2 separate regions of the Homo sapiens genome follow, and region 1 is linked to region 2. Evidence: read pairs that join two places in POLR2A ChIA-PET (ENCODE). Cell type or tissue: OCI-LY7. All regions are shown on one strand.

Region 1 (8,000 bases), 240 kb before region 2:
TGTATCCTTATACAAGCAAACAATGTGTAATGGTCAAATTAGGGTATTTGGGATATCCTCGACCTCAAACATTTACAAATTCTTTCTGTTGGGAACATTCCAAATCCACTCCTCCAGTTATTTTGAAATATACAATAAGGTATTAACTATAGTTGCCCTATTGTGCTACCAAACAATAGATCTTATTTCTTCTTACTGCATTTTTGTACCCATTAATTAATCCTTCTTAATTTCCCACCCCCTACTACCCTTCCCAACCTCTGGTAACCATCACTTTTTTTCAGTTCCCACATATGAGTGAGAATATATGATATTTGTCTTTTTCACAAACTTTTATTTATTGAGTAGTTAATGCAAAAGTAAGAGAATGCAAATGAAGAAGACTTCCACTTTGAAGGTTCCTCCAACGTGAAAACATGAAAATAAAAATAAGTGATCTATATGTTCTTGGTCAGCTCACAACATTTATTAAATATAGAACCACCAACAGTGGGTTCTTCTGAAACAAAGGATAGGATGTTTTACTTTGGTCACCAAAGGCATTCTTTCCCTTAAGTAATGCTACAAATCTGTAAACATTTATACAACTGAAATACATTTTTAGAAGTCATTTCTCTTATTTATTCTACTGTATAATTCTCATTTATGTTTTCTTAAGTATAGCTTTAAAAATTTCTTCAGGTTCTTTCTCTTCTACTCATTATAAGAAAGTCATGTCTAAACATCTACTGCTAAAAAAAAAAAATAGACAAGACTAACCTGTACTCCCTAGAGGTGCACATTCCACTGATAAAACCATAAAGAGAAAACACCAGGAAGTTATTACTAAAGTGGTCCCTTCTTGATGGGAGAGAGGGACTGTCACTGGGATGGAACACAGAGAAGGAGTTCTTAGGTGGGCAGGGCACAGTTTTATTTCTTGATCTGGACAGTGTTCATTTTATAATTCATTAAGCCATATATCTGATTCATGTTTTTATGTGTGTTTATTTTATAACAAAAATGTTTAAAACAAGTTTTTTAACATTGCTTCCTCTTCCACGAGAACATGACACACTAGACAAATAAAAAACACTTTTCCTAGCTTAAGGAATATCAAACTCTCTTCTCAAATATGTGGCTCACAGAGGAAATCTTTACACGTTTGCACACTTTCCAAGCAGCGACTTACATCCTCATTTTCATTTAGCCCAGACAGACGTCAACATGGCTGCAGCTGAGATGCAGGGCCACAACAAGATACCCTTGTTCATGAGACTGATCTTAAGAAGACAGATTCACTTGAGAGGAGATGACCCTGTGGTACTCTGTTGCTGATATCCCAAAGAAAAATCTGTTTGTTGTCACATAATAGTAACGTGGCATAAACTATCCGTTTAATAATTACTCAGCTTTAAGATTAAGACTAAGACTTATATTTAAGACTTTAACACTAAATTTAAGACTAAGACTTAAGTTTAAGACTTTAAGTTTATTACTAAGCTTATGAAAACTTAAAAAGACCTTAATAAAGCCAGGAATAGTGGCGCACACCTATAATCTCAGCTACTCAGGAGACTGAGGTGGGAGGATCACTTGAGAATAGCAGTTTGAAACCAGCCTGGGCAACATAGTGAGACTCTATCTCTAAAGAAATGTAAAAAAATACATTAATAGAATACCGGCAGGTAACCCCATTGTTGTGACTGTCGGTTAACCTCGGTGTCAAAGCCTGTCAATCCCAGCTACTCGGGAGGCTGAGGCTGTTTCACATAAATTTTGACTAATGAAAATTACATTTGTTTTGCTTTGTGCGCTTATAAACAAGTATTAAAGAGGCAAGAACACACAGGCTAGACTAGGAACACGGCAAGGCCATGAACAGTCCTTGGCGCACCATGTTCTGTGGTCCCAGGAACCTGGTGCCAACCTCTGCCCATCCCTGCTCCTGCCAGCGAAACCTCCCAGATACCCAGAGGAAAGTGGCAAAGTAAACAACCAAGAATCTGTGGGGGACTCAGCTTATTGTGCCATCTTCTTTCAACGTGAATGAAATGCTTTGCAGTCTTCATTCCTAAAAACATTTCTGGTGGCCGATACAATTTGCACTACTGACATTTGGTCCTGCCTACTACAAACTCGGCTCTTGTGGGTATAGTCTCATTTAATAATAAAAGAAAACCCCGTGACATGTCATTTCCATTTTAAAGTTGGAAAATTCAGCTCAAAAGTCTGCCAAAGCTTTGGGTGATAATGATGTACTGAGTAGGTTTGTAACAAATGGACCACTCTAGTGACAAATGTTGACAGTAGGGGATGCTGTGTGTATGTGGGGGTGGAGGGTATATGGAAAATCTCTTTATCTCCTGCTTAATTTTGCTATTAACCTAAAACTGCTCTAAAAAATAAAATCTATTAAAAAAAAAAAGGCCTGCCAAGGAACAAATAACTCAGAAGTGACAGAGCTAGGACTTGGGCCCAGACTTGGCTACCAAAACTCTTCCCCTTCTGCTGGAAAATCAGCACATGGCTTTTTAGACAAAAGCATAGTCCACCATCCACAGTAACGGGTAGAGGCTAACATTTCTATTTTGCAATTTAAAAAAAATCACCTTTCCTAAAATATTTTTCACTGTCTGCTTTGGGAAAATAAAAAACTAAACTCCTCTACGACCAACCCAAGAAACCAGAATATGAACTTAATATTTCACTACACTCATCTAATATGAAAGTCCACTGCAGCATTGGGAAGAAACTTCACTGCTGATGATGTTCAAATGGAATTCCTCCTCAATCCCTCGGCCCTGGGGCGCATTACCTCTTTACTGCAGCACAGCAAGAGACGGATCCTTCTTTATTCTCTTTCTAAGCATTAGTAACTTTTAGAATAAGGAACTAAATAGTCAATGTGAGGAAGCAGAGAAAAATGTCAAGACCTGTACTGTAAAGTAAGGCCTTCAAACTGCTAATGAGAAATGGCTGGCTGGGCAGGTGGGCTTGCACACCCTCCCCAGAACACTGCTGCATAAAAACACACCAACACTGCTACAGTGTTGTCTGAAGGCAGTGTGGCCCCAGCATCACAGAAACCACGCTTGGCCCCAGAAGCTTGGGGAGAAGGGTGCTGCAGAACTCATCTGCACACACTTCTCCAGCAGGCGCTTCAGGATGGCTGTGTCACTTGCACAGAGCTGACCACTGAGGAGGATCCATATGTGGGCAACCCTGTCCCTCAAACACCAGGAAGGGCAGTCAACAACTCAAGAACTCTGCTGATGGAAGAGCGCTTACTGACACAGAAAGGTATCTACCAAGCTGTGATTTAAAAAAGACCAAATAAAAAGGCAGGTGCTAATGGGGAACAAGGAAGGAGGCAGCAGCAGCTGGGGATGGTGGAAATTCAGGGCCAGCACACTCAGGTTTCAATTTCAACTCTGCCATTAACAAACTGAGTCACGGCACCACTCCCAGCCCCAGCTTTTTCAACTGGAAAATGACAGAGGAAGGGAAGGGTTAATCAGATATTTTTCAGGTCTAAGAATCCATGATTCTGTGATAAGGCAGCTCAATGTGAGAACAAATGGAAAGAAAATGTGTTCTTGATTTCTACTAATTTATAGTGTTTGGTAGCCAAAAATTAAATATACCCCATAAAATCATGTTATCACAATCTTCCTACCTTAGCATAATGCAACAGTGGCTAAATGTGTGCAAGAAAAGGAAGATCACTTTCAGACAAATTCAGCAACATAGTACACAGACTAATTGTTCCAAAGAGATTTCTTTCTACATAACTAATATTTGAAAATCTTACTTTTACTCCCCAGGTTATTTTTTTTAATTGCCTGAACACTAAACGGATGTATTATTTCCTTTAGAGTGTATTTTAGATCCTCTACAACCTGGTATCCTGATTTTATGTTAAACAAAATTCTACAAACTGAAAAGCAGAAGTTTTAGGAGCTGAAGTGAATCTGGATAACTGATTCTCAACACTTCTGTGGGGGATGGTATGAAGCCATCCAATTTAACATCAAAATCTTTACAGAAAAAAGCAAGATCTGTATATGCTGCTTTGGTGTGAAAGTGAATAAAAGGTGCAAAACCAGGTGCATGGCATGCTAACCTCTGTTAAAAGAGGAAGAAAATATATATGTGTGTGTGTATATATATATATATACGTATATATATATATATATTTTTTTTTTTTTAGTAGTGATGAGGTCTCACTAGGTTACCCAGGCTGGTCTCGAACTCTCAGGCTCAAGTGATGCCACTGCTTTAACCTCCCAAAGTGGTATGTATTTGTTTATATTAAAAAAAAAAAAAGAGCATAAACCAAAAACTAATGAAAATGGTTACCTATGAGGGAGGAAGTGAAAGGGGTAAACAATGTTGGAAACTGTACACGGTGTTTAGTAGTTTTGATACGGGAACCTCATAAATGGTTTCACATAATTAGAAAGCAAAATTAAATCAATATTTTAGAAAAGCAAGTCCTAAAAACCCAAACGAAATGAAACAAATGGTCTTAACTGTAAATCAAGACATCAGCTAAACTAAAGAAAATTACTTCAAGTGACTTCAAAGCCCAGTAACTTCATTCTACGTCACCAGGAAAATATATCCTAAGGAATAAAAGAACCACAAAGAAATCCTACAGGAGAAATGACCTTGTCTCTTTGGTAAATGGCAACAAAAAAAGGAAACGGTGTGTGTATGTGTGTAAATAAAAACTACTAAGACATGTTATCTATAAGGTATGATGTTATCAAATGCTATATATAGGACCTCATTTGAATCCTGAATCAAATATTTACAGATCAGAGAAATACGAATGCTAACTAAGCATCAGATGATATTAAGAGGTTAATATTATTTTCTAGTGTTTTAGTGGTATTGTGGGTACATGAAGGGGAAAAAAGTCCCTCTCTTAGAGATGGATACTAAAGCATTTATGGATAAAATGAAATAATATCTAGCATTTACTTAAAAATAATCCAACGAGTTGGGGATCAGTGGAAGTGGGTACAGGAAAAAAAGATTGTCCATGTGTTGATTATTGATGCTGTATACATGGGCTTTGATTTATTATTTTCTCTACTTTTGTGAATGTTTGGAATTTTCCACAAGTCAAAACAAAAAACAAATCTAGCAATAATTTTTGATGTACATAAGGATTCAAGGAACCCATGCAAGAGTTCAAGCTGAGAGAGAGGGAGAGAGAAGCTCCTACTTTATGAAATCCTGGCCCAGTCTCTACTTTCCATAAGAAACTACAGCCTTGAAAACGAAGCTGCTTGCTCAAGGCCACAGACCTGATTTGTGCAGGGGTGAGACTAATATCCGGCATGGCTCCCAGTCCAACAGATTACAGTGCAAATTCTTCAAGACTAAAAAACATAAGACTATATTTACAGGGATTATTTCTACAGTTCATTACTAGAGAAGTTTCTCTCAGGATGTAGAGCAGAAAAGATATATTAAAAATGACTGTGAAGGAATAGTTGTCAAGAAAAAATGAAAAGTATTAAAAAGATTAAAAACAAACAAAAAACTGATTTAAAGAACTGTAAATCCATGCATTATGAATTCACTCTTTCATCCATTTTATTTCAGTTATTGTATTTTTCACTAAAATTCCCACTTCTTTATATCTTCTGTTTTCTTGCCAAGACTTTCTATATTTCCATCTGTTTCAAGAGTAGCTTTACTTCTTGGACTATTTTAATAATAGGGGCTTTATAAAGTTTTATTTATTTTTTAACTGTAGCCTTAACAAATTTCCACAAACTTAGCAGCTTAAAATAACAGCCTTTTATTATCTCACAGTGTCTACGGGTTAGAAGTTTGAGTGTAATGTAACTCACCAGAATTCTCTGCTTAGGGTCTCAAAAGGTCTAAGTCAAGGTGTCAGCTGACCTGGGGTCTTATGTGGATTTCCTTGGGGGAGAATACACTTACAGGCTCATTCAAGTCTGTGTGGGTAGAGGACTGAGGTCCTTAGTTCTTGCTGGCTGTCAGCTGTTTGTCATTCTCATTCCTTGGCTCATGGCCCCTTCCATCTTCCATGCCAGAAATGTTACGTTGAAAACTTCTTATACTTCCAGTCTCTCTGCCTTCCCCATCTGCTACCAGCTGGAGGAAGATCCCTGCTTTTAAAGGCTCATATAATTACCTAAGGCCCACCTGGATAATCTAGACAACGAATCCAGGCTAGTTGATTCGTACCCTTCATTACATCTGCAATGTGCTTTTGCCAAATCAGTCACATACTCCCAGGATAAACACTAGGAGGTCAAGCTCATGGAGGCCACAAATCTGCAGACCACAGTCTATCAGATAATTCCAACATAGGCACCACCTCAGCTTTAGCCTGTGTCTTTTTTCACGAGTTATTTTCCTGGTTCTTCACATGCTGAGTAAATTTTGCATTGTATCCTGGACATTTTTAACATCACACTCTTAGAGACTCTTGATCTTGTTTAAATCCTATGGGGAATGCTGGTATTTTGTTGAGCAGGCACTGGCCTGGCTGGATTCAGTCCCCAGGTCCTGACCAGCCTTCTGTAGAACATGGTATCAGTGTCACTTTCACTTTCAAAGCCTTTGCAGTGCTCCTCAGCAATGTCCTGCGGTCCCTACTTGCTTGGTGGCCAGCCTGCCTTCCAGGCGATGGTCTATCCCATAGCCGAGTTCCGTCTTTGGCAACCTGTTCTGGCTCACATCACGCGTGCATAGCTCAGTGTTGAGCCTATAAGTTAACTAACAACTTCATGGGGTCACTTTCCTGAGCAATTCCCTCTCTGGAATCTCCCTAGTATCCCTTCCAGTGACCTGGGCTCCCCTTTTCAGACTCCAACCAGAAACCTACGGCTTTAATTACTCCGTTTAGCCATGCTATTCTTGTGCCTGCATCTTGCCTGGGACTGAGCTGCAGGAGGGAAGAGAATAAAAAGGCAACTGGGGTTTTCCCCATTCCCTAAGAGTTTTAGGTGTTCACACACTCCTGCCACTGCAGGGCTGAGTGGAGGAGAGGAAGCAAGAGGGAAAAAAATAATGGCTTTCTCCCACTTTCTGTCTTGGGGCCCAACTACAAAACTACTCTGTAGCTCTCCCTGTTCATACTGGGTACCTGCCTTCAGGTTTTGGACAGCCAGAGTCCAGGGCAGGGGATGCTGAAGGGAAGACAAGAAACTCACTACTGGTGCAAAGTGGTGCTTCAAATTCTGGCCTTCTCTCCCATCCGCCTGTTACCGTTTACTTGTCGGAGTCCTCAACAGCTGCTCCATGCACATGTCCAGGTCTTACAGCCACAGACAGTGGGAGAGGCAAGATGGAGTATGCTCCCTCCACCTCCCAGAACCACAGCTCCACATCCATGCATTTTAAAATACATTTATAGTGGTTATCATTGGGAGGGGTAAGAGGATTGATTTTTATTTCCTTCTTCCTAATTTTCTGTATTTGTCAAATCACCTACAGTGACGAGTATACATTATCTTTGAAGTCAGATGGTTTCTCTGCAGAATCCTGCAGAAGTACTACCAGCTTTAAAAGTCTTAACTGATAGGGGCTACCTACAGTATGCCATTACTTACCTTCCAAGAGAAAGCTGGAATAACTGTCTTTCCCCTTAGAGTTGTATTTGCTCTTCTTTCAAAAATAGTTCAATTAAAAATTAATATATATATATATTTTTGAGATGGAGTCTTGCTCTGTCACCCAGGCTGGAGAGCAGTGGCGCAATCTCGCCTCACTGCAAGCTCCGCCTCCTGGGTTCACGCCATTCTCCTGCCTCAGCCTCCCGAGTAGTTGGGATCACAGGCGCCCGCCACCATGCCCGGCTAATTTTTTGTGTTTTTAGTGAGATGGGGTTTCACCATGTTAGCCAGGATGACCTTGATCTCCTGACCTCATGATCTGCCCACCTCAGCCTCCCAGAGTGCTGGGATTACAGGCATGAGCCACCACGCCTGGCCAAAATTAATATTTTTAAACACTCTCTGGGTTCCATTTCT
Region 2 (8,000 bases):
CTCGTTTCCTCTCACACCTCCTCAAGGCAGCAGCACGGACTTCCCCTTGCAGGTGGGGCCGAGGCTAGGCTGCACGGCTGACGGGGGGTTTGGGGGCCCTGAGATGAAGCGAGAGCGCTGACCAAAGCATTGGCAAGTTCTCCTGTACTTTACTGTTGGGCTTTTGGTAGCATTCTCTGCAAAATCATTTCTAAATGTGGACTTAATTTGGAGAAATTTGAGACTAAGTGCTTTATTTTTTAACTTGGTCACAAAATTTGGTCTTTTTCTTGTTATAAATTGGTGGCATTAAATGCTTTGTACTTAGTTCTAATGGAGAATCGGTGCAATCTCTCCTTTTGACTCATCTGTGGCCCTACATGATGGTCACCCATGTCATTATCCCCAGGGTGGACAATGTCCCAGAAGGAAGCCTGCCAGTGCACGGTGAACAGGCGCTGCCCAAGGACCAGCAAATCACTGCCTTGGGGAGAGAGGAACCTGTGGCAATAGAGAGCCCCGGACAGGATCTTCTGGGAGAAAGCAGGTCTGAACCAGTGGATGTGAAGCCATTTGCTTCCTGCGAAGATTCTGAAGCTCCAGTCCCAGCTGAGGATGGGGGCAGTGATGCTGGCATGTGTGGCCTGTGTCAGAAGGCCCAGCTAGAGCGGATGGGAGTCAGTGGTCCCAGCGGTTCAGACCTTTGGGCTGGGGCTGCCGTGGCCAAGCCCCAGGCCAAGGGTCAGCTGGCGGGGGGCAGCCTCCTGATGCACTGCCCTTGCTATGGGAGTGAATGGGGCTTGTGGTGGCGAAGCCAGGACTTGGCCCCCAGCCCCTCTGGGATGGCAGGCCTCTCGTTTGGGACACCTACTCTAGATGAGCCGTGGCTGGGAGTGGAAAACGACCGAGAAGAGCTGCAGACCTGCTTGATTAAGGAGCAGCTGTCCCAGTTGAGCCTTGCAGGAGCCCTGGATGTCCCCCACGCCGAACTCGTTCCGACAGAGTGCCAGGCTGTCACCGCTCCTGTGTCGTCCTGCGATCTGGGAGGCAGAGACCTGTGCGGTGGCTGCACGGGCAGCTCCTCAGCCTGCTATGCCTTGGCCACGGACCTCCCTGGGGGCCTGGAAGCAGTGGAGGCCCAGGAGGTTGATGTGAATTCGTTTTCCTGGAACCTCAAGGAACTCTTTTTCAGTGACCAGACAGACCAAACGTCATCAAATTGTTCCTGTGCTACGTCTGAACTCAGAGAGACACCCTCTTCCTTGGCAGTGGGCTCCGATCCAGATGTAGGCAGTCTCCAGGAACAGGGGTCGTGTGTCCTGGATGACAGGGAGCTGTTACTACTGACCGGCACCTGTGTTGACCTTGGCCAAGGCCGACGGTTCCGGGAGAGCTGTGTGGGACATGATCCAACAGAACCGCTTGAGGTTTGTTTGGTGTCCTCTGAGCATTATGCAGCAAGCGACAGAGAAAGCCCAGGACACGTTCCTTCCACGTTGGATGCTGGCCCTGAGGACACGTGCCCATCAGCAGAGGAGCCAAGGCTGAACGTCCAGGTCACCTCCACGCCCGTGATCGTGATGCGCGGGGCTGCTGGCCTGCAGCGGGAGATCCAGGAGGGTGCCTACTCCGGGAGCTGCTACCATCGAGATGGCTTACGGCTGAGTATGTCCCGGGCCCCATAGGAAGAAGTGTGGTGCTCCCAGAGCACAGTGCAGTGGGGGTGCAGGGCCTTCCTTGTTCTGGGGTCTGATGGGGTTTCACCCTGGAATAGTGTTAGCAGAAATCATGTTTTCAAGGAGAATGCATATCATCCACCCCTAGAAAATTAAGATTACGAATGTGTGTGCCTGGGGAGGGTGGCGCCCAAGGTCCCAGGCCACCTGCCCCATGCCCGTCAGTTCCAGCTGTGCCCCCTGACTCAGGCCATACACTTAGAGAGCCGCTCCTCCCAGCAGCCTGGGGAGATCCCGTCGGGAGCAGGAGAAGCGTGGGGGTGTCACGCTAGAGTCTGTCTCTCCACCTCCCACCAGCCCCCACCTCAGTGGTCACACAGACAGGCCGAGAGGGATGTGAGCGTGGTGAGATGCTCACGTGTTCTTCTTCCGTGCTTTTGGTGTTTAGGCTGCCCTGATCTCTGAAAAACCTGCCCTTCTGTGAGGGTCATGTGATCGGGCCCCTCTGCTTGCCCCTTTGAGATTGATTCTGTTTTACTTTCTTTTTTATTTTCATTTCTTTTTTTTTTTTTTTTCTTTTTTTTTGAGACAGAGTCTCTCTCTGTTGCCCAGGCTGGAGTGCAGTAGCGCGATCTCAGCTTACTGCAAGCTCCGCCTCCCGGGTTCATGCCATTCTCCTGCCTCAGCCTCCCTAGTAGCTGGGACTACAGGCACCCACCAGCACGCCCGGCTAATTTTTTCTATTTTTAGTAGAGACGGGATTTCACTGTGTTAGCCAGGATGGTCTCGTTCTCCTGACGTCGTGATCCGCCCGCCTCGGCTTCCCAAAATGCTGGGATTACAGGTGTGAGCCACCGTGCCCGGCCTATTTTTTTTATTTTTTGAGACAGAGTCTTACTCTGTCCACCCTAGCTGGAGTGCAATGGCATGGTCTCGGCTTACTGCAACCTCCGCCTCCTGGGTTCAAATGATTCTCCTGCCCCAGCCTCCTGAGTAGCTGGGACTACAGGCGTGTGCCACCACACCCAGCTAATTTTTTTGTTTTTTTAGTAGAGACAGTGTTTCACTATGATGGCCAGGCTGGTCTCGAACTCCTGACCTTGTGATCCACCTGCCTCGGCCTCCCAAAGTGCTGGGATTACAGGCGTGAGCCACTGAGCCAGGCTAATTTTTTGTATTTTTAGTAGAGATGGGGTTTCACCGTGTTAGCCAGGATGGTCTCGATCTCCTGACCTCGTGATCCGCCCGCCTCGGCCTCCCAAAGTGCTGAGATTACAGGCATGAGCCACCATGCCTGGCTGTATTTTCCTCATTTCTTAATAGGTCCACATTATTTTAGCCAGTTGTTTCCATATTGCTGATTTTGTAGTGTTGATAGCTAGGGTTTTTTTCTTACACTTAAAAGAATTTTGTAAATAATACGTGTTATTTGTAGAAACATTAGAAATATAAACAAGAAGAAAATAAAATGGGCTGTAAACCCCCACCACCAAAGAAAGCTAACCACACTTATGTTGGTGTATAGCTAGGAGGCTGTGGAAAATGCACACATGCTTTCTCTATGTAAGTGGGTATGGAATTGAATATGGCTGTTAGTGAGTAGAGTAGGTACATGTGTACATGCTTTTAATGTAAGCCATTCACATTCTTGTCACTGGAAGGCCGAAGACCCACCGTGTGTAGGGCACGTTGAGTGCAGGTTCTCCCGGCTATTCTGAGTTGGGGGTTGTCTGCACCCTCCGCTACAGGCCTCTCTGGAGGGCTTCCTTGGCCTCTGGCTGCCCTGAGTGAGGAGGTGTGGTTGTTGCAGGCCTGCAGGCTATGCCCCAGGGGTCTTTCCCTGGCCGGCCCTGACAGCTTTCCTCCAGGCCTTGGTGCTGCCTGCCTCTGCCTGGGCTGCTCTCTGGTCTGTGTTCTGGGGATTGAACTTTCTAACTTAAAGCTGCTGGGGATTGGACTGTTGCATTCTGGGGACTGGACTTTTCTAACCTAAAGCTGCTGTCTAGCCAGGTCAGCACAGGCCTGTGCGTTCTTACCTTCTCACCCTTCAGGTATACAGTTTGAGGTGAGGCGGGTGGAGCTCCAGGGCCCCACACCTCTGTTCTGCTGCTGGCTGGTGAAAGACCTCCTCCACAGCCAACGCGACTCAGCCGCCAGGACCCGCCTGTTCCTTGCCAGCCTGCCCGGCTCCACCCACTCTACCGCTGCTGAGCTCACCGGACCCAGCCTGGTGGAAGTGGGTATTTGCAATCAATGCCTGCCCTGGACTTGCCTTGTACTGTGTGGCAAATATCCTAGTTGGCATCTCTCTCTGTTTCCTTGGGGACGGGAATACAGTCTGTTTGTAGCTTTTTTTTTTTTTTTCTGGGACGGAGTCTTGCTCTTGTTCCCCAGGCTGGAGTGCAATGGTGCTTTCTCAGCTCACTGCAACCTCTGCTTCCCGGGTTCAAGTGATTCGCCCGCCTCAGCCTCCCGAGTAGTGGGGATTACAGGCACGCGCCACCACGCCTGGCTAATTTTGTATTTTTAGTAGAGACTGGGTTTCTCCATGTTGGCAAGGCTGGTATTGAACCTCCTGACCTCAGGCGATCCACCTGCCTCAGCCTCCCAAAGTGCTGGGATTATAGGCGTGAGCCATTGCGCCTGGCCCTCTTTGTAACTTTTCACACTGTCTTTTAATATCCAGTGTGACTATGAAGCCACTTTAGGTCGGGCATGGTGGCTCAAGCCTGTAATCCCAGCACTTTGGGAGGCCAAGGCGGGTGGATCACGAGGTCAGGAGATCAAGACCATCCTGGCTAACACAGTGAAACCCCATCTCTACTAAAAAAAATACAAAAATTTAGCCGGGCATAGTGGTGGGCGCCTGTAGTCCCAGCTACTCGGGAGGCTGAGGCAGGAGAATGGCGTGAACCTGGGAGGCGGAGCTTGCAGTGAGCCGAGATTGCGCCACTGCACTCCAGCCTGGGCGACAGAGCCAGACTCCGTCTAAAAAAAAAAAAAAAAAAAAGAAGCCACTTTAAATCTGCCTAGGCCCATGTATATGGTGGGGTGTAAACACGTTTCGACATGTGTGCCAGTTGGGATCAGTGTGCTGAGGCTGCTTGGGGTGCCCTGTGGAGATAGGCTTTCAGACCTGTCTGAGAGCATGGGAGGAGAGGGGACTGGAGTGCAGGGCACACCTGCCTCGGGCGGCTGCTGAAGACGCAGGGGGACCACTGTGGGTGCTGCACCTCTGCCCGGTGCAGTTGCATGTGACCCCACAGACCTTCTTCTGCATTGCAGGTGCTCAGAGCCAGACCCTGGTTTGAGGAGCCCCCCAAGGCTGTGGAACTGGAGGGGTTGGCGGCCTGTGAGGGCGAGTACTCCCAAAAGTACAGTACCATGAGCCCGCTGGGCAGTGGGGCCTTCGGCTTCGTGTGGACTGCTGTGGACAAGGAAAAAAACAAGGAGGTAACCTGGCTGTGGGGGGGGAGTGGCGCCGGGCACCACTTCACATGGCTCTCGACTTTTGGTCCCAGTTCTCAAACCTGGGGTTTTTGGAGGAGTCCTCTAGGTATGGCACCAAGCACACAACCTGGCATGTGGGCGGTTTCCGGATTCAAAGAGGCTCTCCCAGCAGCACACACGTTGACATCCAGGGTTGCTGATCCCGTCCAATTGTAGATTCAGACCTCGAACAGGCCAGGCTCAGGGCTTCGCCTCCTGCCATTGTGTTGAGATCCCACATCTGGACCTGTGTTCCCTCCTTTCTGAGCCTGGGGCTTGCACCATTCTCCTACTCCCCACTGAGATGCTCATATCTCACGGGCACTGCACATGCATGCTGAAAACATGCTTAATCTTTTCAAATAACCTGCTTTGGGTTTCATTAATTTTTCTTATTTATAATCTATTTTCAATCTTGTGACTTTTCTCTTATTATAAAAAATTTTTTTCATTATTTTTTCTTACTTTGGATTTAATTTTATTTTCTTCTTCTATTTTCCTAAGGTGGTATCTTAGATCATTTATTTGAGCTATGCTTTTTTCTAATATAATCATTTAATGTTTTAATTTTTCTCCAACCCCAGCTTTATCTGTGTATCACATATTTTCATATGTTGTGCTTTCACATTCATTCATTTACAAATACGTTGTTACTTTGTGTTATTTAGAAGTGTGTTGTTTAATTGCCAATTATTTGGTGATTGTTCAGATATCTTTTTGTTTTTAATTTCTTTATAGAGAACATACTTTGTATAATGTCAGTTTCTTTAAATTTGTTGATGCTTGTATTATGTTTTGAAGTCTCTACCTATACTTGTGGATTTGCTTGTTTCCCTTTGTAATCCTCCCAGATTTTACTTCATATATTTGGAAGCTCTGTTGTTATAGGAATACCCATTTAGTATCATAGCATCTTCTTGATGAACTAATTCCTAATTTGATATGCCTTGTTCTGAAGTCTACTTTGATATTAGTATGACTACTCCAGCTTTCATTTGATTTGTGTTCACATAGTAAACTTTTCTCATTCTTTTACTTTTAGTCATTTATGTCTATATTTAAAATGGTCTTCTGTAGGCAGCATACACTTGGATCTTGCTTTTGAAATTCAGTCTGAAAGTCTCTAATTGAGGTGTTTATACCGTTGATGTTTAATGAAATTACTGATATGGCTGGATTTAAATCTATAATCTAAATCTAGATGTTTTCTATTGTTTCTGGATATTTCTGTGCTTTGTTATTTTCCCCTCTATTTTTCCTACTTTCTGTTGACTATATTTTATTATGTCATGTTTTTGTTTCTTGTTAGTTTTTAATATTTCATCATGATTTTTGGCATCGGTATTGAGATATAGTTCACATACCATATAATTCACCCATTTAGAGTGAACAGTTCAGTAGATTTTAGTATATACAGAATTGTGCAACCATCACCACAAACGAAGAACATTTCATGACCTCAGAAAGAAACCTCATACCCATCAGTAGTCAGTCGCATAACCCCCGTCCTGCTCGAATTTCCTCCATCCCATCCTGGGCAACCACAAATCTACTTTCTGTCTCAATAGATTTGCCTATTCTGGACACTTCATATAAATGGAATCATGCACAGCATGCTCTTTTGTCACTGGATTCTTTCATCTAACATAATGTTTTCAAGGTTCATCCATATTGCAGCATGTATAAGTACTTCATTCTTTTTTATGACCGAGTAATATTCCATTATATGAACAGACACCATATTTTGTTTATCCGTTTATCAGCTGATGGACATTTGTGTTGTTTCCATTTTTTGGCCATTAGGAATAATGCTTCTATGAACAATTGTATATAAGATTTGTGTGAACATATGTTTTCAGTTCTAGGCATATACCTAGTAGTGCACTTCATGGGTCATGTCGTAACTCTGTGTCTAATGTTTTGAGGAACTGCTGAACAGTTTTCTAAAAAGGTTATACTGTTTTTACATTCCCATCAGCAGTGTACAAGGGTTCCTGGTCTACATATCCTTGTCAACACTTATTATTGTCTTTTCATTTCTAGCCATTCTAGGGGGTGTGAAGGGGTAGCTCACTGTGGTTATGATTTGCATTTCCCTGATGACTAATGATGTCAAGTGTCTTTTCATGATCTTATTGGCTGTTTGTAAATCTTCTTTGGAGAAATGTCTGTTCTGATCCTTTGCCCATTTTTTTTTTCTTTTGAGACAGAGTCTTGCTTTGTCGCCCAGGCTGGAGTGCAGTGGCACAATCTTGGCTCACTGCAACCTCCACCTCCCAGGTTCAAGCGATTCTCCTGCCTTAGCCTCCTGAGTAGCTGGGATCACAGGTGCACACCACCAGGCCCAGCTGATTTTTGTATTTTTAGTAGAGATGGGGTTGCACCATGTTGGCCAGGCTGGTCTCGAACTCCTGACCTCAGGTTATCTACCCGCCTTAGCCTCCCAAAGTGCTAGGATTACAGGTGTGAGCCACTGTGCCTGGCCCTGCCCCTTTGCCTACTTTTAAATTGGGTTGTCTTTTTATTATTAAATTGTATGAGTTCTGTATTTTAGATACAATTTCTTGATCAGATATATGATTTGCAAATATTTTCTCCATTAAATGTGTTGTCTTTTCACTTTCTTGATGTTTCATTTGAAGCACATTTTATTTTATTTTATTAATTTTATTATTTATTTTCTCACATTGATTGTACTTTATGGATGGTTTATAGGAGGTAAGGACTTTCTGCTTAAAATATTTAAAATTTACATGTGTACACAAACATACACATGTTCCCCCACCCGTGGGGAAGGACAAGATGACTCTGAATAGAGGATGGAGGAGGAGGAGAGGGTGTAGACAGAGGGCCCTT

What was found. Peaks named below come from ENCODE experiments on the same cell type or tissue, not always from the same donor. Only the 100,000 strongest peaks of a DNase experiment are listed, where the experiment ranks them.
Region 1: POLR2A ChIA-PET joins it to region 2 with 11 read pairs; 3 of 35 experiments call an interaction of 5 or more read pairs at or near these places.

Annotation. Positions count from the first base shown.
Region 1 is chr2:241,362,283-241,370,282 of GRCh38, reverse strand. All of the region lies in intron 1 of FARP2 (FERM, ARH/RhoGEF and pleckstrin domain protein 2), which reads right to left. The region is part of intron 2 of LOC105373973 (a long non-coding RNA gene); the gene reads left to right. Among named protein-coding and RNA genes, the nearest start is that of FARP2, 10 kb to the right of the region's middle. In OCI-LY7, a CTCF peak has its summit at 2,295; DNase peaks (open chromatin) are centred at 3,352 and 4,032; H3K4me3 peaks cover 1,764 bases; H3K27ac peaks cover 2,342 bases.
Region 2 is chr2:241,119,840-241,127,839 of GRCh38, reverse strand. It overlaps PASK (PAS domain containing serine/threonine kinase), which reads left to right. Exons shown (of 18, transcript NM_015148.4): 10 at 389-1,644; 11 at 3,707-3,891; 12 at 4,941-5,108. Among named protein-coding and RNA genes, the nearest start is that of MTERF4, 22 kb to the right of the region's middle. RefSeq lists enhancers at 1-168, 382-551, 1,015-1,184, 1,995-2,164. In OCI-LY7, no CTCF peak of the experiment used is centred here; no DNase peak of the experiment used is centred here.